Linked DNA regions of Homo sapiens: region 1 is linked to region 2. A link is an interaction called in ENCODE POLR2A ChIA-PET data of the cell type or tissue named here. Cell type or tissue: Panc1. All regions are shown on one strand. Links, peaks and the distances in the headings refer to the core of each region. The heading gives the core; the rest is flanking DNA.

Region 1 (11,503 bases), core at 1,707-9,706, 93 kb before region 2:
AATAAATTTATGATTAAAACCTTTTTAAGAATTCCAACAATACTGAGTGACCATCAATTCTTTAGAAAATGGGAACTAATTAATGGAAATTTTCTTCAAAGAATCTGACCTATTAAACATGATATTAAATATTCATCTATTTTAAAAGCTGCAAATGTCAATGAAAAAAATAAAGCTGTCAAATGCTAGGAGCATTTCATTAAGAAAGCAGCTTCAAACATTGATGAGAGTTTTATAAAGTTAGGAACTCTCAAGCTTTACCTCCTAGTGAAGAAGTTACTAATATTGTCTTTATTATAATCAAAATGCCAAAAGAGCAGGAAAACAGCAGTATGGGGCCCTGAATTGAAGTCCCTCTTTTTCCATGTTTCTACTAGCCCAGCCCTTTTGTAAATAAAACCTTTATACAACTAAAGCAGCACTGACTTCAATGGGAAGTTATGATATCAGTGCTACAGTGAAATGGATTGCTACAAACAGAATAAGAGAGGAATAGATTGGATAATCAACACATATAGCAACTCAAAAGGATCGTTTTAGTGATTTCTTTTAATCTTCTCTACTACTAAGTATTTCACATAAGGATGCTTTTGGCTGCAAGTAACAGAATATCCAACTAACAGTGGCATTAAAAAAAGGGGTTCTGGTTTTCTATTGCTATAATATATAACAAACCAAAATTTAGTGGCTTAAAATAACATTTATTTTGTTCCTAGTCTGCAATTTGGGAAGGGCTTGGTGGGTGGCAGCTTGTCTGCTCCACTTGGCACCAGCTAGGGCACTTGAAGACTGGGGCCAGAGTCATCTGAAGGCTGCTTCACTCTCATGTTTGACAGTTCTTGCTGAGAAGACTCAGAGAGCTAGAGGCTGGTACAGCTGGGGCTCCTCAGGCATCTCGATTTCTGTGTGTTCTCCCACATGAGTTCTTCAGCATGGCAGCTTCAATGTAGACTGACTTCTAACATGTCAGCTCAAAGCTCCCAAGGCACATGTCAGAGAGAAGAAAAAGGCAGAAACCGCATCACTTGTGAACCTAGCATGGAGAGTCATGCAGTGTCACATCTACTGAATTCTACTAGTTAGAATCAAGTGGGTAAGGCTGGCCTATATTCAAGGGAGGGTGAATTAGACTTTGCTGGGAGGAGTGTCAAAGAATTTGTGGCCTTGTATTAAACCTACCACAAAGGGATTTATTTTTCATGTATGATGTCTAAAGGGAAGCAGTACTGTATAATATGGGGCTCCATGATCTAATAAAAACCAAGGGTTCATCTGTTCATCTATAATTCTGCTCTACCATTTTTAGATTGGCATATTGTCTCAAAGTTGCAAGCTGACTGCTATAGATCCAGACATTGTAGCCATGTTCAAGACCAAGAGGGGTGGAAAGAATAGTGCCTGCAGTTCTGGCCTCTTTTATTAGGAAATCAAAAGCCGTTCCCAAAACCCACCTCAGCAGAATTCTGCTTATGCCACATTGGCCAGAACTGTTACAAGGCCACCCCTTGCTTCAAGGGAGGTTAGAGCAGTGAATATTCAGCTTCTCCTTTCTCTACTGTAGAGGTCAGCGAGGATGAAGAGAGCCAGAAATGGGCATTGGGTCAGTCAAGCCATGCTTCTGACCTGCAAAGCCTCCATATCAGACCCAAAAATTCACAAGTAAGTAAGTAAGAGCTTCAAAGAACTTCTCTCCCTCAGCCAAGGTTAACTATAAAATGACCCAAATATGCTTAACAGACCAAAAAAAAAATTGGCTAATGAATGGAACTATTTACAACTGTATTTTTGCAAATAGAATCAAAAGCTAGATATTGAATTAAATGAATTGTTTCTACAGTTTAAACAGGAAGCAGAATGGGTTTCCCACAGAGCCATTTGCCGGCAAGATAGGAGGGACAAGGAAGAGGAGAGACCACTGACTTGTGATAAAATGTGAAAGCTGCCCTGCAGATTACCTTGGCTTCAGAGGCCTGGGGCCTAAAAATAATTTGGGGGCAGGGCAAAGAGGAACTCTTCACTTGTAAACCTAACCCAAATTCTATATCTTATTTTATAGAACATTCCTTCTTTTAACCTTGTTACTCACTAGTGAATGGAAACAGGAAAAACATTGTGAGTTGATGGATTTTATCTAACCCATCTGCAACGATTATTCAAATGTAAGCTTTAAAGTTTTATAACATTTAGCTAAAGAAGAATCAAAACTCTTTTCATTGCCCCGTGTAAGCACAAACACTCTCCTCGCCCTGCCAATTTGCCAGTCTACTGTCTCATGCTATGGTCTCATACAAGGATAAAAAAAATCACACCACAGCAGATATTTTTATAGACCCTTCATTCATACAAGCCTTGGCATATGACCGCAACAATAGCTAAAACTGAAAAATGAGACAACTGGATTTACTGACTGATAGTGTCTAGAACTCTCTCCCAGGTAATTTAATAGATGTACGTGAAAATGTGTGCTTTAAGGAGGACGCTGAATGTGAAGAAAGAATGCAACCACAGTGAGAGCTCCAGTACAATCCCAGGCTACAACTTCCAATGTCTGGTTCATCCTCAGAGAAAAAGGAATGAGGAAAGGAAATATTTTCCTTTAAATTGAAAGAACTCTGACATAAGGAAATTAAATAATTGATCCAAAGTGATGTTGCTCCTATTAAACAGAAAAAAAAGCACCAAGGCCTTTGCAAGCACTCCCATTAACAGTTTAATTTAGAATAGAAAGTAATGCAGGTCTTTATTCTAAACAATGGCCAACTTTACCTAACACGAAATAGACTCTTCTTAAACAAAACTCATAAAACATATACTATGGGAGTTACCAACCATTTTCTGAATTATTTATAAGCTAATGCTCTGCTTTCAATGTTTCTATCAGCTGCAAAATTTAATTAAGAAGCAAAGAATGGGCTTATAGAGATCATGACCCTACGTATTTCTTACTCATATTTCAAATTATAATCATGTCATGATGAAGTTTGATCCTCGTGGAGTGTAACAAAATAATATATTTGAACTTTTTATTATTACCAGTTTAGAGACCTACTATAAGATACTTCAGATACTCCCAAACCACATAGCAAAATTCGTAAGTGCAGTAATTACCATAAATGTACTCTGTAACTCTCAAAAGCAACTGCCAACAGTTCTAGGCCCAGGATAAGTGTTCAATTCATACTCATTAAATTTCATTGAATATTCAACATCTTTCACAAACTCATATATAATCTTTGTGTATGAAAATATTTTTGAGATTGAATATTCCCCACACTCATTTCCAACTAGAAATTCCCATTGGGTTTTGAATGAAAAGATTTATTAGATCTACTCAATTAGGTGACAAGATTAATAGTCCCCATTAAACCCTAATTTGCTTTTTATTCCGCAAAGACTAACACAGATGTAAAACAGGTGTTGGCCACTCCCAGAACATATGCCTAAGACAACAAGCAAGCTGAGAGTAATTTGGTACACGAACTGGTTGTCCCTTCCATGCCACCTCTCCATTGACAGTTATGCTGGAAATGAGATTTAACAGCAAAGATTTCTCTTTCCTACACCATGCCCAACTTCCTCAGTGCTAGTAGCTTTGGATGTGAGAGGAAGACCACACACACACACACACACACACACACACACACAGACACACACAGACACACACACACACACTGAGTTTAGATCAACAAGCATATACTGAGTGCCCATTACCAGGTGTCATGCTGGAATTATAGGCACAGGTGGAGCCTCAGGAGTCAAGCTCTCTGAATTCACACCCCAGTTTATCTCTCAGTAGCTGGATAGCCTCAGGCAAGTTCCTCAGCCTTTCTAAGCCGTAGCTGCTTTACCTGCAAAACAAGGATACTAATAACACCTACTTCATGGGAGTTTGTGACTATCAAATAAGATAATTCGTATACAGTTGCCTGGCATCTAGTATGTGCAATAAACTGAGCTATAATCACCACCATCATCATCGCAGCATAGCCTCAGTCTTTATCCCCAGGTAAACTAGGGTGAAAAGACACATAAACAGATTATGCCCATTTTTTGTGAGATGGTAAGTGGACTTCAGAAAAGAGGCACTTAGCTCAACGTGGAATGCAAGGAAGGTCTCTGAGCTGAGAGTCAAAAGGTGAGTAGAGTTAGCTGGATAAAGAGAGTTATTTTGGTCGGATGTGGTGGCTCATGCCTATAATCTCAGCAATTTGGGAGGCCAAGGTGGGCGGATCACTTGAGGTCAGGAGTTTGAGACCAGCCTGGCCAACATGGTAAAACCCCATCTCACTAAAAATACAAAAATTAGCCGGGAGTGATGGCGCACACCTGTAATCCCAGCTACTCGGGAGGCTGAGGCAGGAGAATTGTTTGAACCTGGGAGGCGGAGGTTGTGGTGAGCCGAGATCGCGCCGTTGCACTCCAGCCTGGGCGACAGAGTCAGACTCCGTCTCAAAAAAAAAAAAAAAAAAAAGGAGCATGTTGTGTACAGGAACTGGATGTGGTTTGCTATTACAAGCAAGAAATTCAAGACGGGGAGGGATAGAAGATGAGGCTCATGAGGAAGATAAGGACTAGGTCACAAGAGGTCTCATAGGTCATGTTGAGGTGACTGAATTTCCTCCTTATAGACCAAATTTCCTAAGACAGTTTATAGAAATTTCTAGTGTTCACAGAGGCATTTCATGAAAAATTCCTTGGTATTCCTCAACATAATAGCTTCACTGTGACTTCTTTTTGAAGCATCCTAAATTTCACCCCTTTAGTAATTCACAGTGCATGCGTTAGCATGTTGAAGGCTCTGAGAAGTTTTACAATAAAGGAACCTCTTTGCCTCAATTTAGCTCAATATTTTTTAAATAGATTGTACTTCAGGACACCATTTTTACAGAATGCTGAAAGATATTTTGCCAGATTTTAACAAGAGTAATGAATTGGGCAGTTTAGCTTCATAAAATTGCTCTAGCTACAGAGATGGAGTTTAAAGGAGCACGCTTGGAGAGAAGATGTGAAATGATGGTGAGCCGGGACAGAGAAGACAGAGCAGATTCAAAAAAATATTCAGGAGGTAAAATCTGTAGGTTTTGCTGGTAACAGTGGAGTGAGGGAGACACAACTGTCTAGAATAATACTTGGAGTTCTGGCTTGAGTGAAAACAATAGTAATGCCACTTACTTCAAAAGTAATACAGAAAAACATGATGTTCGGAAAGGAATGAGGGATGGGTAAGGTAAAAAACTTAGTATGAGACATCCATGAGTCTTCCAAGTGAAATAATAGGTAGCAATGCGTCACTAAACCATTCTTCAGTCCTAATCTAAACCAGGTCATCTGACAAGTAATTCCTTTCTCTTCCTTAGGAGTCAAAATTTTTAGGTTAAGATTCCATAATGCATTGTGTTCATTTTAGCAGCAAATTTACTAATAATAAGGTTATTATTTAATCATTAAAACACTCAGGCTTTTCTTAATGCATTCGCAAATTAAAATATGCAAATGTACATATGTAGACAGGTGAATATTGCATTACTCAAGATAAATTACTTAAATTCTCACTTAAAAAGTGAATCTGCAGTAGAGCTACTACCATTATCCAAATGTCACAAATATACCTAAATAGGTTAATTTTTAATATATATTGTAGTGAATCATTTAACAAAACTAATTTTTATCTTTTTTTTCTATCTCAGCTTCTTAAAAGCAAAAGATACATCTTCATCTTTGTGCCCTGAGGGTTCAAAGCAGTTTAAAACACATGGAAAGTATACATTAAAATCTTGTTGAATTAATAAAATTAATTAAAGCAAGTCACAGTAATAAATACAAAATTGACAAGTTTTCAACTCTACTCTGTCACTAATTGATCTCATCCGCCCTCTTCGCTTTACATATGATCTACATGCTAATGATTTCCAAACTGTTATCAGCTCTGCTCTCCTTTTGAACTGTTATCATCTCTGCTCTTCCTTTCAACTTTGAAAGTTGAACTTTCAACTTGAGGCTTATAATTTCAACCTTACTTGACTTTTCCATGTGAATGCTTACCAGAGACCTTAAACTTCATGTGTTCCTGGTAGCATTACTGGTTGCCTACCTTCACAGTATCCTTTCACCTCTTACTTCCTATAAAAATGCCTCCAATTTTGTTCAGTGAGCCACTGTGACCAGCTAAAAAGCTCAGCCTCCCTTGCAGCTGGAATTGGACACATGATATAATTTTGGTACATAAAGTGGAGGTCTGGGGTATAGATTTCTGAAAAAGCTTTTGCTTTCCTGACATAGGCACTACCCCTACTTCTTTCAGCTTTCCCCTTCTCCTGTCTTACATGCAGACCCTATGCCTAAAGCTCAGTCCCTCTCTTACATAGGTGAGAGTGAAGGACATGATAAGGATGCTCAAGGAGAAGAGAGAATGTGCCTGCGATCTCAGTGGCATTTGTGAGCTACCATACCAGCTGGGTCTGCCTATTTTTGACACACTTTTGTGTGGACAATAAATTAATTGATTAATCAAAGAGCTTGTTTGCTTAAGATATGGTTTGTCAGGATTTTGGTTCCTCTGCAGCTGAACACAACCACATATGACATAACATACAAAACAAACATTTTGATTTTCATCTTCAAAGAGCACCTGATGACCACCTCCCCAACCATCTCACAGACCTATTTCTTTCCCAGTCATAAACATGTCAGTTTCTACCATCACCATTCATTTGGTAGCTTAAGAAAATATAAATTTGGGTATGTCCCTGATGCCTCCTCTCTGTCTTTACCTCTAAACTATATCTTCAAACCCATCTTCTCTCTTCTTCCACCACCTAGCCATCCAACCTATCATCATAGCCTCTCAGCTGCCCACTCTGCTGCAGTCTTGACCCCCTGCAATCATCCTCCACATAGCATTCAGAGCAATCATTCAAAAACACCTATTAGGTCACGTCACTCTCAATTTTAAAAACTTCCGATTGCTTCCTATTTTACTCATAATAAAATCCAAGTGCCTAGCTGCAATGGGCTGAATGTGTCCCCCCAAAATTATATGTCAAAACTCCATTGTGATGGCATGTGAAATTGGGGACTCTGGGAGGTAAATAGGTCATGAGGGTATCATGAGAGTCTAGCCTTCATGATGGGATTAATGCCTTTATAAGAAGAGACATAAGAGTGCTTGCTTCCTCTCTCTTTCTCTCTCCACCATGTGAAGGTATGGGAAAAAGAAGTCATCTGTCTTCAAATCACGAAGAAAGTCCTCATCAGGAACCAAATCATCTGCCACCTTGCTCTTGGACTTCCCAGGCTCTAGAACTATGAGAAATAAATTTTTTGCTGGATGAAGTGGCTCATGCCTGTAATCCCAAATTTTTCAGAGGCCAAGGCAGTAGGATCACTTGGGTCCAGGAGTTCAAGACAAGCCTGGGCAACAAAGTGAGACTCTGTCTCTCCAAAAGTCAAAAACTTAGCCAGGCATGGTAGCATGAGCCTGTGGTTCCAGCCTTACAAGAGGCTGAGGCAGGAGGATTGCTTGAGCCAAAAAGAAGAGGCTGCAATGAGCTGTGTTCACAGTGCTGCACTCTAGCCTGAGTGACAGAGTGAGACTGTCTCAAAAAATAATAATAGAAATTTTTTAAAATAAATGTTTGTTATTTATTTTAAAATAACCTGGTCTATGTTATTTTTGTTATAGCAGCCCAAAAAGACTAACACACTAACTATGGCTTACAAAGTTATATGTGGTCTGATCTCATCTTGCACCGTTTTCTCTTTTGCTCACTGCACTCAAGCCATACTACTTTCATTTCATTCCTCAAAGCCACCAAATGTAGTCTCACCTCAGGGCCTCTGTACTTGCTGTTCACTCTGCTTCAGTTGCTTTTCCACCTGGTTCCTCCTCATCATTCAGGTTTCAGCTCCAATGTCACCTCCTTAGAGAGACCTTCTCTGACCACCCCATTTCACCTGTGTTTCATGATCTCAATACCCTATGTTGTTTCCTTCATATGCTCATCTGTCTAAAATTATCTTGCTTATTTACTTGTTACTTTTTTTCTCCTCCTTCTAGATTAAAAGCTTCATGAGTACAGGGACTGTGTATATCTTATTCACCACTCCATTCCCATATCTAGAAAAATATTAGTACAAATTAGGCCCTTGATAAATATTGTTCTTAATAAATAGATTAATTTTTCTAAAAAAATAAATAAATAAAAAATAAAAAAAAAACACACAGCCTTGGATGCTTGGAAATCTGCCAACATGTATGATCCTAGAAACATAATTTTCTTGTCTAAAATCTCCAAGAGCAGAACAGAATTTTGGATTTAAATAAAAGCTTTTTCTAGCATATTTAATTCAGAAATCACCAAATGTACTTAATCCTATTGCTTATCTTCTATCACAGGTAAGTATTTTTGCTTACCACATATATTCTTTAACCAAGTTATGGTAACATAATAAGGGATTAGACCCTTGATACAAGTTGCCAAGTAACCTCATTGAATTTCAACATTTCAGTACATGTCTTTGTAATATTCTGTGTGACAAACTATCAAGTACACAGAAAGCACTTCTGCTGAATACTGAAGTAGCATGGTTGTCTCTACCATAAAATATTCCTGGAGTTGCAAGTTGAACTAACCACTCTTCTAATGAAACACCATTTCACTTGAAAGACCAACATATTCAGATGTAGGTATTTGCTAAACATTTTCTTGAAAATGTACAAAGTGAGGCTGTCACCCCAAAGGAAATATATGGCAATATTTATTGCCCAATAAACCTTTAAGAAACTACCTCTAGTTGAGGTTTAGGATAGTAGATACAATTATCCAAAAAGGTTATTAAAATAGTCCTCTGTTTTCCAGCTACATCACTCTGTGATGCCAGGTTTTCTTAATATTCTTCAATGAAAACAACGTATCACACTATACCGAATGCAAAAGCCAATGTAAGAATCTAGCCATCTTCTACTGTCAGACATTAAAAGGCAAAAAATGTAAAAACATGAAATAATGCTATGCTACTCACTAAGTTTCTCTTGTTTGGAAAAATAAATACATTATTTATAAAAATATGTTATTTACGTTACATGCAATGGGTTTATTATTGTTATTTTAAAATGAATGAATAAATAATTATTTTTAAAATGTTTATAGCATGTTTGGTTGGGCGCGATGGCTCATGCCTGTAATCCCAGCACTTTGGGAGGCCAAGGTGGGCAGATCATGAGGTCAGGAGTTTGAGACCAGCCTGACCAACATGGTGAAACCCTGTCTTTTCTAAAAATATAAAAATTAGCCAGGTGTGGTGACGGGCACCTGTAATCCCAGCTACTCAGGAGACTGAGGCAGGAGAATCACTTGAACCCAGAAGGCGGGGGTTGCAGTGAGCCGAGATTGTGCCACTGCACTCCAGCCTGGGTAACAGAGCAAGACTCTGTCTCAAAAAAAAAAAAAAGAAAGAAAAATGTTTATAGCATAGTTAATATCCACAGATATAACCCAAATAAACAAAAGATTTTTGAGATCCTCAATTATTAAGAGCATAAAGGAATCTTGAGACCAAAACCTAGTACAATAGATAGTTATAACAGAAGTATGTAATAGAAATAAAAATGTATGATAGAATTATATAACAGAAATGCAAATCCTACATTTCTAACAGCATAGATGAAATATTTAATATCTTCATTCCACCACAAAAGAGAGAGAGAGTTCCATTGTGCAATTAAAGTAAAAATTTAAGCAACAGCATCCAGGTTGTGGTGTTGCCATCACAGCAACTAGTGGCTTGCAGGAGTTAAAAAGCTGTCAGGGAACAGTGGCAGGTGGGCTGGTGGTACAGCAAAGAGCCACAGTGACTTGACTGGAAATACGAAAAGATGTAGTGGGATAAAATGCTCAAACACATTATGGGCTTATGTTGGTACAGAGATTTGAACAACCAGGAAAGAACTCTAACACAAGATAACTTTTTTAAGTTCACTTATGTTTTCCCCTTCTGTTTTTCTTCTTTGACATCTGTGCTGCTTTTGCCTGGGGGAAAGTTCAAGGTTGGAATGTTTGATTTTTGTTTTAAAAAACCTGAGGGCACGAAAGAGAATTTAAATAGTTCTGGGGGAAGAATACCCCCTGTCTAAAATGAAAGTCTCTCTGGCTTAGAGGAGGAGTCAGAGTTTAAGGTACCCTGTATTTTGCCTTACTCCCTGGCAGGGCCCCAAGGACACAGCAAGACCTCAGAGAGACAGGCCATTGGTGCACCAAGAGGCGGAACATTAGCCCAGGTTTCCCAACCACAACAGTTCTCATACTCCAGAGGCTAGCACAAAGGCAGGAGAGGGGAGCCTCTTAAAGACCACACAGGGAGAGACAGTGACATCCCAGCAGTAACCTGTGTGGTCATATGTCTGATGCCCTCCTGGGTCTCTGAGATCTCGGCTCTGCTTGAGAGCCTGGAATTTTGACACAGCCCCAGATGGGAAGTACAAGAATGACTGAAGTTGAATTTCTCACCAGACCTATGGAACAGGGGCAGAAAATAATAATTACTTACTGAGCCAAAAGTAGAGAAGAATAAATACCATTCAGCAATAAAAAGGAAGGAAGTACTTAAGTCATGCCACAACATGGATGAACCTTAAAAACATTATGTGGCCGGGCGTGGTGGCTCATGCCTGTAATCTCAGCACTTTGGGAGGCCAAGGCTGGCGGATCACGAGGTCAGGAGATGGAGACCATCCTGGCGAACACGGTGAAACCCCATCTCTACTAAAAATACAAAAAATTAGCTGGGGTGGTGGCGGGTGCCTGTAGTCCCAGCTACTCGGGAGGCTGAGGCAGGAGAATGGCGTGAACCTGGGAGGCAGAGGTTGCAGTGAGCCGAGATCACGCCACTGCACTCCAGCCTGGGCGACAGAGCGAGACTCCGTCTTAAAAAAAAAAAAATTATGCTAAATGAAAGAAGTCAGTCACGAAAAACCACATAGTGTATGTTTCCATTTATAGGAAACATCCAGAATAGGCAAATCTATAGACAGAAAATAGATTAGTGGTTGCCTAGGGCTAGGGGAAAAGAGGGTGACAACTAAAGAATAGAGGATTTGCAGGGACAGGTGAAAACATTCCAAAATTGATAATCGTGTTGATCGCACAACTCTGTGAATATACCAAAAAAAAAATGAATTTTATAAATAGTTAAATTGTATCAATAAAGCTACTACCCCCAAAAAGTAGAGAAATGTGATGTCTCTTGTCCACCTGAGGTGTACTGAGATTCATAACCATTTTATGTGTAAAATGTTTCACAAAGTTATTTGATAAGGTTGTGTCAAGCTGAGGTGGTAACTTCTAAACACACACATATATCAGCTCAGGACCTAGCAAACAGGTCCGAAACACAAGCAATGGGGAAGGATGCAGGAGGGAGCAGACACAAGCTCCAGGGAATGTGGGTAGCAAGTGGTCTGCACCAAGGAACCACATAAAACTCCAGAGCACTGTTTTGGAGAAGC
Region 2 (11,503 bases), core at 1,925-9,924:
TATGTGATGTTTGGAGAAATGACATTCACCCCATTCATATCTTCAGAAAATGAAGTAGGCGTGCAGGGGAGAGTAACTTCTAACACTCTGTCAGTGTCTTGGCCTCTCCAATTCTCCCCCAATGACCCAGCCCATAGGAGTTCTATCTCTTTGCTATTATTCTTTTGTTTTTTTGTTTTTTTGTTTTTTTCAGTCAGAGTCTTGCTCTGTCGCCCAGGCTGGTGCAGTGGTGTGATCTGGGTTCACTGCAACCTCCACCTCCCAGGTTCAAGTGATTCTCATGCCTCAGCCTCCCAAGTAGCTGGGACTACAGGCTTGTGCCACCACACCTGGCTAATTTTTTGTATTTTTAATAGAGATGGAGTTTCACCATGTTGGCCAGGCTGGTCTTCAACTCCTGACCTCAGGTAATCTGCCTGCCTGGACCTCCCAAAGTGCTGGGATTATACGTGTGAGCCACCATGCCTGACCTATTCTTTAAATCTGTCTTCTGCGAAGATCAAGACATTTCAAACTTAACTGGGAACAATATCTTTGTTCTCTGACTCTACTTGCCCTTGGGAACTGGAGACCTACCTCTAGCTGGCCAAATTTGGGATGCAGCACTAGGGGAAGGGAGGTGGTGCAAGGGTCCACAGGATAAAAGGAGGCTTTGCTTTTACAGAATCTGTTAATATTTCGCTCTTCTTATACATACTGCTTTGATTGTCTATCTGTCAGATGAGTTAGTTGCACAGACAAGAATTGCAATTGAAAAAAAACTCTTAAGAACGTGATTGAAATTGAAAATTGGGGTGGGAGGGGGGTGAGGGATGAGAAATTACTTAATGGGTACAATTTACACTATTCAGGTGATGGCTACGCTAAAAATCGAGACTTCACTACGACACAGTATATCCATGTAAAAAAGCTGCACTTATACGCACTAAATCTATCATTAAAAAAAGGAAGCAGCTTCTCATCATGGCGGACTCTAGAGGTAGGGTGCTTCAGGACTACCGCAAGAAGCTGCTTGAGCACAAGATCGACGGCCGTCTTAACGAGTTAAGGGAACAATTAAAAGAACTTACCAAGCAGTATGAAAAGTCTGAAAATGATCTGAAGGCCCTACAAAGTGTTGGGCAGATTGTGGGTGAAGTGCTTCAACAGTTAACTGAAGCAAAATTCATTGTTAAAGCTACAAATGGACCAAGATATGTTGTGGGTTGTCGTCGACAGCTTGACAAAAGTAAGCTGAAGCCAGGAACAGGAGTCGCTTTGGATATGACTACACTAACTATCATGAGATATTTGCCAAGAGAGGTGGATCCACTGGTTTATAACATGTCTCATGAGGACCCCTGGAATGTTTCTTATTCTGAGATTGGAGGGCTATCGGAACAGATCTGGGAATTAAGAGAGGTGATAGAATTAGCTCTTACAAACCCAGAGTTATTTCAGTGGGTAGGAATAATGCCTCCAAAATGCTGTTTGTTACACGGACCACCAGGTATGGGAAAAACACTCTTGGCACAAGCTGTTGCTAGCCAGCTGGACTACAATTTCTTAAAGGTTGTATCTAGTTCTATTGTAGACAAGTACATTGGTGAAAGTGCTTGTTTGATCAGAGAAATGTTTAATTATCCCAGGAACCATAAACCATGCATCATTTTTATGGATGAAATAGATGCTATTGGTGGTTGTCCGTTTTCTGAGGGTACTTCAGCTGACAGAGAGATTCAGAGTACTTCAGTGAAGTTACTGAATCAAATGGATGGATTTGATACTCTGCACAGAGTTAAAATGATCATGACTACAAACAGACCGGATACACTGGATCCTGCTTTGCTGCATCCGGGAAGATTAGATAGAAACATACATATTGATTTGCCATATGAACAAGCAAGATTAGACCTACTGAAAATCCATGCAGGTCCCATTACAAAGCATGGTGAGAGAGATTAGGAAGCGATTGTGAAGCTTTCAGATGGCTTTAATGGAGTAGACCTGAGAAATGTTTGTACTGAAGCAGGCATGTTCGTAATTCGTGCTGATCATGATTTTGTAGTACAGGAAGACTTCATGAAAGCAGTCAGAAAAGTGGCTGATTCTGACAAGCTAGAGTCTAAATTGGACTACAAACCTATGTAATTTACTCTAAGATTTTTGATAGCTGCATGACAGATGTTGGCTTAATGTAAAAATAAAGTTAAAGAAAATAATGTATGTATTGGCAATGATGTCATTAAAAGTATATGAATAAAAATATCTATGAGTAACATCATAAAAATTAGTAATTCAACTTTTAAGATTGATACAGAAGAAATGTGTTGTTTGTTAATGTTGCATTTATTGCAGCAAGTTGCAAAGGAAGAGTGTGTTGAAGCTTTTTGTATTTGCTGTGTGAGCATTTTGTAAAACACTGAAAGTGGTTTGAGATAGTGGCATAAGAAAGTATTTCTTATGACTTATTTTGTATCATTTGTTTTCCTCATCTAAAAAGTTGAATAAAATCTGTTTGATTCAGTTCTCCAAAAAAAAAAGGAAGCATACTTACATTTGCCTTTTATAGCTCCATAGGTAAAGCCATGTAATATGAACCAATGGAGATAGAAACATGTTCTAATAGCATGTTCTCAAGATTTGCTTACAAAGATGTTTCTCTGTCAAACACTTCCGTTCTTGAAAGAAAACAGCTTGTGATGCATCTTAAAGAAACCATGCTTACATTTGCCTTTTATTGCTGGATATCTCGTCTTCTACCAGTAAGTACCAATGAAGAAAGAAACATGCTCTAATACAAGCTTGTCCAGCCCACAGCTGGCACATGCGGCCCAGGACAGATTTGAATGCAGCCCAACGCAAGTTCGTAAATTTTCTTAAAACATTATGAGATTTTTTTGTGCAATTTTTTTCTTTTGTAGCTCATCAGCTATCGTCAATGTTCGTGTATTTTATGTGTGGCCCAAGACGATTCTTCTTCCAATGTGGCCCCGGGAAGCCAAAAGATTGGACACTCATGCAATATATTCTCAAGGTTTGCTTACAAAAATGTTGCTCTGTCAAACACTCCCATACGCTGAAATAAAACAGCTTGTGATGCATTTTTAAAAAATAAGAAATTGAAAAATTAGGCCCACACTTGAGTTACATCATGAGTTAAATAATCTTTCTTTTCTTTTTTTTTTTTTTTTTTTGAGACAGAGTCTCTGTCTGTCACCCAGGGTATACTGCAGTGACACTATCTGCACTCACTGCAACCTGCAACCTCTGCCTCCCAGGTTCAAGTGATTCTCATGCTTCAGCCTCCCAAGTAGCTGGGACTATGGATGTACACCATCACACCCAGCTAATTTTTTGTTGTTGTTGTATATTTTTTAGAGGCGGAGTTTTGCCATGTTGGTCAGGCTGGTCTCGAACTCTGGCCTCAAGTGATCCACCCACCTTGACCTCCCAAAGTGCTGGTATTACAGGTGTGAGCCACCGCACCCTGCCGAGTTAAATAATCTCTCTTTGTGTGACTTAGGAAACTTAACACCAATTGCCACTGGAAAAAAAAAAGTATTCTGAAGGCCAAACTGTATTTATATGCATTGTGTAGATGATTCTGTTAATATGCATATCCTGATATAAGTCTGATTTGTGAATTTATAAATGCATGTACTTATAACTTGCATATCTGTGGTATCAAGAGTTGTGGAACTTTGTCTCTATCCCTTGCTTATATTCCCAGGAATATATAATCCCTTTGCTTTCTAGTCAGTTAAGCAAATTTCCCTAACCTGAACTAATTCAACCTAATTTTCTCTTGTGGGAGTAACTGGCCTATCTTCTACAGATTTTTTTTTCTTTTCTTTTCTTTTAATAATAGAGACGAGGTCTCACTATGTTGCCCAGACTGGTCTTGAACTCCTGGGCTCAAGCGATCCTCTAGCTCCAGCCTCCCAAAGTGCTGGTATTATAGGCCTGAGCCACTGCACCTGGCCCAGATTTTTCAATGATAAGAAAAAAGTCTCTTTCTTTATTTGTGCTTTTTCACAATGATCCTGTTCCACTTTGGAAGCAGTTCTCCAATATATACATCAGTATTTACGGTAGCTGCTGCCACACAACCACCAAAACAGCTTTCTAAGAAACTACACTGCTTTACTGGTTCTATCTATTTCCTCAAGTTCTAAATGGTAGGTTGTAGTGCTCCAAGATTCAGTCATGTGATCTCTTTTTTATCTACTTCTCTATTTATCTAGGTGATCTCATTTCACCCCAAGACTTGAAAGATCTCAAATGTAGAACTCCAACCTTGACCTCTACCCTGAACACTTCATACTCATATCTAGCTGCCTATTTGATATCCCTACTTGGACATAAACTTAAAATATATAAAATAGAACTCCTGATTCCCTACCCCCACATACAAACATACACACACACGCATATACACAAAACATGTGCCTCCCACAGTATACCTCAACTGAATAAAAGGTAACTCTGTTCACCCAGTGTGTCCAATTTCTCAGGCTGAAAACTGGGAGTTATCATTGGCTTTTCTCTTTCTCTCTTATCCAGTCTATATCCAGGATCCAACCACATTTTGCCCTTACCTCCATCATCGTCCTGATCCAGGCCACCATCATCTCTCACCTGGATTATTACAACAGCTGTCTAACTGGCCTCCCTGCCTCCACCATGCCTCTCACCACAAAGCAGTCTGAGTAAGTTCTTAAAATATTCAGTTGGATCAGGCCAGTTCTTTGCTCATAATACTATAATGGCTTCCTATTTCACACAGGATAAAACCCAAAGTCCTAGCCATAATTTACAAGACCATACATCATCTGTCTCTCTTTGATCCTGATGCTCTTGCCTTATCTCTTACCTCATCTCCCCGAATCCCTTCCACTCTCACTTTGATCCAAGTACACTGGCATAACCTTAAACATGGCAAGTAGCTTCCCCAAGACCTTTGCTCTTGCTGTTCTCTGCCTGGGCTGTTCTTCCGTGAGATGACCTCTGCTTCGTTCAAATTTCTGCCCAAATGTCACCTTATCAGGAATATATCTAACCATCTTATTTTAAAAAAGCAAGTCCGCTGCCCACTCCTCCTTTATTCCCTTTCTCCAGTTTCATTTTTCTGCATATCCCTTGCCACCTGTCATATACATTTTTGTATTCATCAACTGTCTTTCCATACTTCTCAATACACTCTAAGAAAACAGGGACTTGACGTGTTTTATTTTACCCTATCCACAGCAACTAGAATAGAGATTGGCACAAGTATTTTAAAGCATTCGTTGAATAAATAAATGAATGGATTTTAGAGACCTCAAAACATTATGTTCCCAATGGGCTGGCCACATGGTTGCTGGCTATGCCAGAGGACATTCCGCTGGAATTGCCTTGCTTCAGCCAAAAGAACAAATGATGTCTGTACATCATGTTGAGTATTGAAAATACATCTGGAAACATTATCCTACCCTGGTACCCAACGCTGGAGTGCCTCACCTGGACTACTACATGTAGCGTTAGCTCTTATATCTCAAGAAATATCCAAATAAAAGCAAGTATAAAGATCCAGAAAATGGAGAGGACTGCCAGAATAAAGAGCAGGACATTTCAGGCTGGAGTGACAGAAGATGAAGAATATGATCAAACTCTAGAAAATCAAAATGCTGTGATCAAGCCCAAGGTGAACTTCTATACCAAATCCAGGATCAAAAAAAAAAAAAAAATGGAGAGGAACCCCTTAAAACTTGAAAGGTTGTGTGGTGGATGGAAAATGCATGGCCTATAAGATAGGCACAATTGAGTCTAAACCCAAGATCTGGCTGCATGTATGACCTTGGACAAGCTACCAAATGACTACGAACTAGTACCTGTATGTAAAATTCTGATAAGGTGCCTGCATCACAAGTTTGTTATGAAGACAGTGCACATACCAAGCACACAGCAAACATTTTTTCTCTTTCTGTGGTGAGAAAAATATTGGGATAAATAAAAGGAAGTTCTAAACCAGAAGGCAAGCTTAGGCAAGTTTTGTTATAGGATGGGGAAAGAATCAGGTGAATTAACAGAGGCAGAAAATATATATTATCTTATATTCTTTCTGCATTTTACAATCTTCAAACTGTTTTCACTGATGTAATCTCCTTTGACCTTCACAAACTATCTTGTGAAGTAAGAAAGGTAAGTAAAATGAAACCCATTTTACAGATGAGGAAACTGAGGATGGGGATTTTTTTAAGTCCCCTAAAACAGGTTCCATGATTTTTCCACCAATCCAGAGGGCCTCTTCATAGAATTCAAGTCACTTCTCAGAAAAGCTTAGTCACTTAGGAGAGAGCCTCTGTGGGTGATTAGCAAAGATGTCTGAGGAGTTAGTATGTAAGTAGAGTCAAGAACCACCAAGCTTTCTCAGCACACCTCTTAGGCCTGTTATGAAAAGATTCAACTGGATGAGCCCTGGGTCTGACTCTCTGGAGCAAGTCTCTCAGTCCTCTGCTTGCTTTCCTTAACTGGGCATGAATGCAGTCTATCAGTGAGGCGTGCCCATGGCGATTTTCTTTCTGCCTCTGGTTTTTGAAAAGCATCTAGTTATGCATTCCCGAGGGTGGAGGGCAGACTGGGGAATCCTGGGTCTTCAGTCACAATAATGCCAGTTACCAGAAACAGCTAAACCAAATTTATAACATATGTTTCCATAGCCTCAAATATCCACCATTTGTCCCATGACCTTCTCTCTTTAAACAAATGCCAAACAAGGAGATTCAATTATTCAGTCAGTCTAAAAGGAATTGGTTTATGCTGAAATCCAGTGCTGAGTTTATATAATTTTACACAATGGGTCACACTGAAAGCTTTATGCAAGCTTGTAGCTGCAGCTAAGAAAGATTCCTAGCTTTCTTTATAGCTGAATTATTATCTAGGTAGAATCAATCCTCAAAGGAGAAAGCTAATTACATCACACCAGTTTTTGAAATGAAAAACGACAGAGAAATAACATTCATTCATCCATTCAATAAATATTTATTGTGTTCCTTTGAAGTGGCAGGCACCATACAAGGTATTAGAAATACAAAATGGAAAAGAAATAGTTCTTGGTCTCAGGAGTTCAGGGCTTTGTGTACAGATAGACACTGAACAGTCTGAGTCATTTAAAACACAATGTGATAAATATTATAATGGAAATAATTACAAGGTGCAGTGGGAATCCAGGCTGCATAATTCCTAAGTGTTACTAGGAGAAATCACTTCAGCAATAAGGATGACCAACTCAACCTAATTTTCCTGGGACTTTCCTTATTTTACCACTGATGCTCCCATGCCTGGGAAATCCCTCAGCAAACCAGGATGGTTGGTCATCCTACCTGCAATGCTAAACAAACAAATAAAAGTTATGTTTCTGTCTGCAAAAGACCACGTTCATTCCCAGAGGCACATGGGATCAGAATGACTTCATTAGAATGAGAATTCAGTAGCTGATGGAAAAAACGGATCTTTCATGGCTCTGCCAGACACAAAGGAAGAGTCAGCCTGATGTGTTAGAGAGAAGCTGTACATGGTTTCCCTGCCCTTGCCTAGAGTCTTGGGATAGCTATTTAACCTCTATGAGAATTTGTCTGTTTATCGGTAAAATTACACTAAATATTGTAGTAGTCAGAATAAGTCAGGTTATGCTGCTGAATCTTACTGGCTATAAAATTAAGTTTATTTGCATTACAGTTCAGCTGGAGTGTGCTGCTCATCTCACTCTAGGAGCTCAGCAGACAGAGCAGCCACCATCTCAAAGATTGTCTGTCCCCAGGGCACAGGGAAAAAAAAAAAAACATTCTTCCTGCCTCAGGTAATGGTTTTCTTTTCATCCACCAGCAATCCCTAAACCAACACCACATGGTGGTAGGCTTTTTTGTTGCAGCAGCATAACCTGGCCTATTCTGACTGATGGGGATAACTTAAAGTGTAGATGTGAGACTTAGAGGAAGTAAGAGAGTGAAGACTGCTTGGTAAACCCCTTAAGGGCTGATATGAATGTTTGAAAACATGCTTGTGAACACTTACCTGTCATCTAAGATTATTCATATAAAAACTATCTTGTTTAGGCTGGTTGAGGTGGCTCATGCCTGTAATTCTAGCACTTTGGGAGACTGAGATGGGTGGATTGCTTGAGGCCAGGAGTTCAAGACCGGCCTGTCCAACATGGCAAAACCCCGTCTCTACTAAAAATACAAAAATTAGCTGGATGCAGTGGCAGGTGCCTGTAATCCCAGCTACTCCTGCCAAGGCAGGAGAATCACTTGAACCTGGGAGGCGGAGGTTGCAGTGAGCCAAGTTCGTGTCACTGCACTCCAGCATGGGCAACAGAGGGGGACTCTGTCTCAAAAACAAAACAAAAAAAACCTACCTTGTTTAAAAACCAAGTTAGTGTTGAGGTTAGGGTTAGGCTGCTAAGGAGTCAGCATTCCTGGTTTGACCTTTCTACCAACTAGTTAAGTTTTTCACAAAGAATCACCTTTTCCACTGCTAAAGACTGCAGCCTTGGTCCCACCCAGTTATTCTTCAGACAAATAATGAGCAGCTGATCCCAGGGCCAGAAAGTGCAGTTGGCAAAGTGATGCCCTTCCCTGCTACCGAAAAAACAACCCCACGCTACACCATTCTCATGTTTTTAAAATGGACTTTTAAAAGCCCCTGGATCATTTGGAACATATTTCCCATGAGTTTTAAAACATTTTAACTCTTTTCCCCTCCATTTCATCATGAGCTTCCCGTTGGTGCTAAAGATAGTCATAAACAAACTCTGTGGTCTGTCTCTCAAAAAAGAAACATATGCAAATTCCAATTATCATCACTTTTTTCTGAGAATGGAAGAGCTCTGCTTCCTAGAGTGTAATGTTCATTTGCAAATTGCCTTTTGACAGGCGAAAATGGCACATTTGAACTAATGGCCTCTCCTTTTTAGAAACCATTCAAAAGAATTGGGTCGATAGATGTAACATCTGATTACAGAGTGAGTAGCAAGAAGGGGATTTTACCAGGGATCATTGAGCAAGAGTCTCAACATGGCCGAACTTTTTTTACAACTGAAGTCATCCATTAAACTCTAATGAACATGTGCATAACACATTTCCTGTGTAATCGAGACATCAAAAATTTCTGCCCTTTTAGTTAAGTGAAATGAAATGTTTCTCTTAAGTCTGATGAATAAATAGGTTCTTTTAAAAAAAATCCATAAAAGTTTAATTCTGTTTAGGCAATTCCCATTATGAACTTGCTTAAAAATGAGTTGTCTGTCCTACAGCATTTTATAGTGAATGATTTCCTCCTCTGATGAACACAGCAATTACTTAGCTGCGTTCTTAGATATTAAAGCACATTCTCTAGAGTTCAATTTTGGTTAGTTTCATTCCTGATGACATTGGGAATGAAATTTCAGCATAATCTCATGAGGATCCATGGACAGGAAATTGTCCAACAACAAAACTCCAGGGAGGCAGTAAGAGACCAGCTTGCATCTGAAGTTGAAGATGTTGGATGATAGGAGCCTAGAAATCAGCATAGAGGAAGGGACTCCTGGGGATAGCAGAAGAGTCTCCCAGGCAGCCCTCATCTTGGGAAATAATTACCTTTTCCTACCAAAATCCTTAGTGGGTTATTAAGTCCCTCCTTTGTTCGTGGGCAGAGGGCCTTTACAGACTTCAGGCAGTGGGGATTCTAGAAGAGACGTTTTACAGATGGTATCCTCAGAACTCACTCCAAGTATAGGGGACTACAGAACCACATTGCCTGCACTGCACAAAACAGAAACAGAAAAATAATTCAAATTTCCCAATCCAGGAGCCTAAGATCCCTAAGGTTCCATGAAGAGGTTTAGGGGAATCAGAAACTATACTTAAGATTCTCCCCAAAAAACTCATTCACCTGGAGGTTTTGACTTGTCTGGGGGAGTGTGGGGGTTAAAAAAAAATCAAAGATGACAATTCACACCAAAAAACAAATAACAACACACAAGAAACTCACAGCTGTGTTCAAGTGGGAACGCCAGTACTGTTTTAGGAGGAAAGAGGACAAAGGCAACAAACCAACATCTGCTTGCTTGCTATCTGGTACATCACCAAGGTGACAGCAGCTGGGTACAAATCAACTGCTCTTTCTCTTTTGCTAGCCACAAAGCTGCTCACTGTGGCTAGGCTGAGCTTGTCAGGACACATTCATGTGTGATCTAATACACACTAAACACTTAATAAGCAAATCTGAACACATCTCTAGAAGCCCCATGCAAAGAAAAGACACTCCCAAAGAGAGATCAGTCCCAAGAGCTCAACAATTCAAGATTTTACCAAAAGATACCCTGTTACCTCCTAAATTGCCAATTGCTTCTCAAAATTTTACTGCAAAAGGGAAATCATGACAAGAATTCTTAGGGTGGTGGGGGAGAAAAAGCTACTTTTCCTAGTCATTAGTACAGTGTGCCTTGTTAATTAGGTATCTTTATATACATTAGAAAAAGTACTTTACTTGCATGTTCTCATAAAATGAATTCTGAGTATAGCAGAATCATGTTAGATCTGTTCAGATATAAATTTTTACAGCTATATAAAACAGCCTATGTGTACTTTTTTGCCATTTTTAAACATGATTTTTTCATAAGAAAAATAAAGATTACACTACATGTGATGTATATGTAATGGATTATTATGCCAATAATTTTGGTCTTTAACATACTTCTTATTCATTAGGAGCAGATGGGGGTACCCAAGATTTCATATTAGGACTTTCTGTCCTGAATTTTGATTGAGCAAAATCTGGAAAATGTGAAAGCCTATTTAGATTTTTATATATTCTCTGAAATGTGATTTCCCAAGATTCTTACATTTGACCCTCTTGCAATAATTTTGAATGAGATCTCCCAACTCGCTTCAGAGAATAGTTTTCACAGATATCTTTAGGCCTTCATTAGAAAGTATTTTCCCCCTGTTGGTACATTTGGTGACCTCATTTTGCTGTTTGTTTCAGATTATGAATGCTCACAAGGATGTCTGTAGAATCATTTGCTGAGTCATTTCCTCAAATCATATTCCATTATATCAGTTAACATATAGTTTTAAATGCACATATTACAAATATCTGTAACCAAATCATCTGAAGGCTTCATAAATTTTTAACAAAGTTTGTCCATTTTTAATGAAAGTTACTAGTAATGCTTTACTAAGCAGTGCAATGAATTTTTTATTTTCAATCCTTGTGCCCGATTTTGGAGTTGAGGGGGTTGTTGGTAATAAATGCATGACGTATACTTTAAAAAATATTATCCCCTTACTTGTTGATTCCTTCAATAAGTGTTTCTCAAAGGCCTATGATGTATGAGGTACTCTGCTAGGTCCTGGAATTAATCAGCAAATGAGACAGTCATACTGCCTGACCAAACATGAAGCTCACATCTGGAATTATACAACTACTTTCAAAATTAATTATTTAATTAAAAGTGTGGTAAATGGTGCAAGAGAGAAATATAAGATATTAGAAGAGC

Evidence for each region. Peaks named below come from ENCODE experiments on the same cell type or tissue, not always from the same donor. Only the 100,000 strongest peaks of a DNase experiment are listed, where the experiment ranks them.
Region 1: POLR2A ChIA-PET joins it to region 2 with 13 read pairs; 8 of 35 experiments call an interaction of 5 or more read pairs at or near these places.

Annotation. Positions count from the first base shown.
Region 1 is chr12:68,379,755-68,391,257 of GRCh38, forward strand. No RefSeq gene overlaps it. Among named protein-coding and RNA genes, the nearest start is that of MDM1, 53 kb to the left of the region's middle. In Panc1, for the core only: no CTCF peak of the experiment used is centred there; no DNase peak of the experiment used is centred there; H3K27ac peaks cover 3,095 bases.
Region 2 is chr12:68,472,778-68,484,280 of GRCh38, forward strand. It overlaps the pseudogene PSMC6P2. Among named protein-coding and RNA genes, the nearest start is that of LINC02384, 27 kb to the left of the region's middle. In Panc1, for the core only: no CTCF peak of the experiment used is centred there; no DNase peak of the experiment used is centred there; H3K27ac peaks cover 5,795 bases.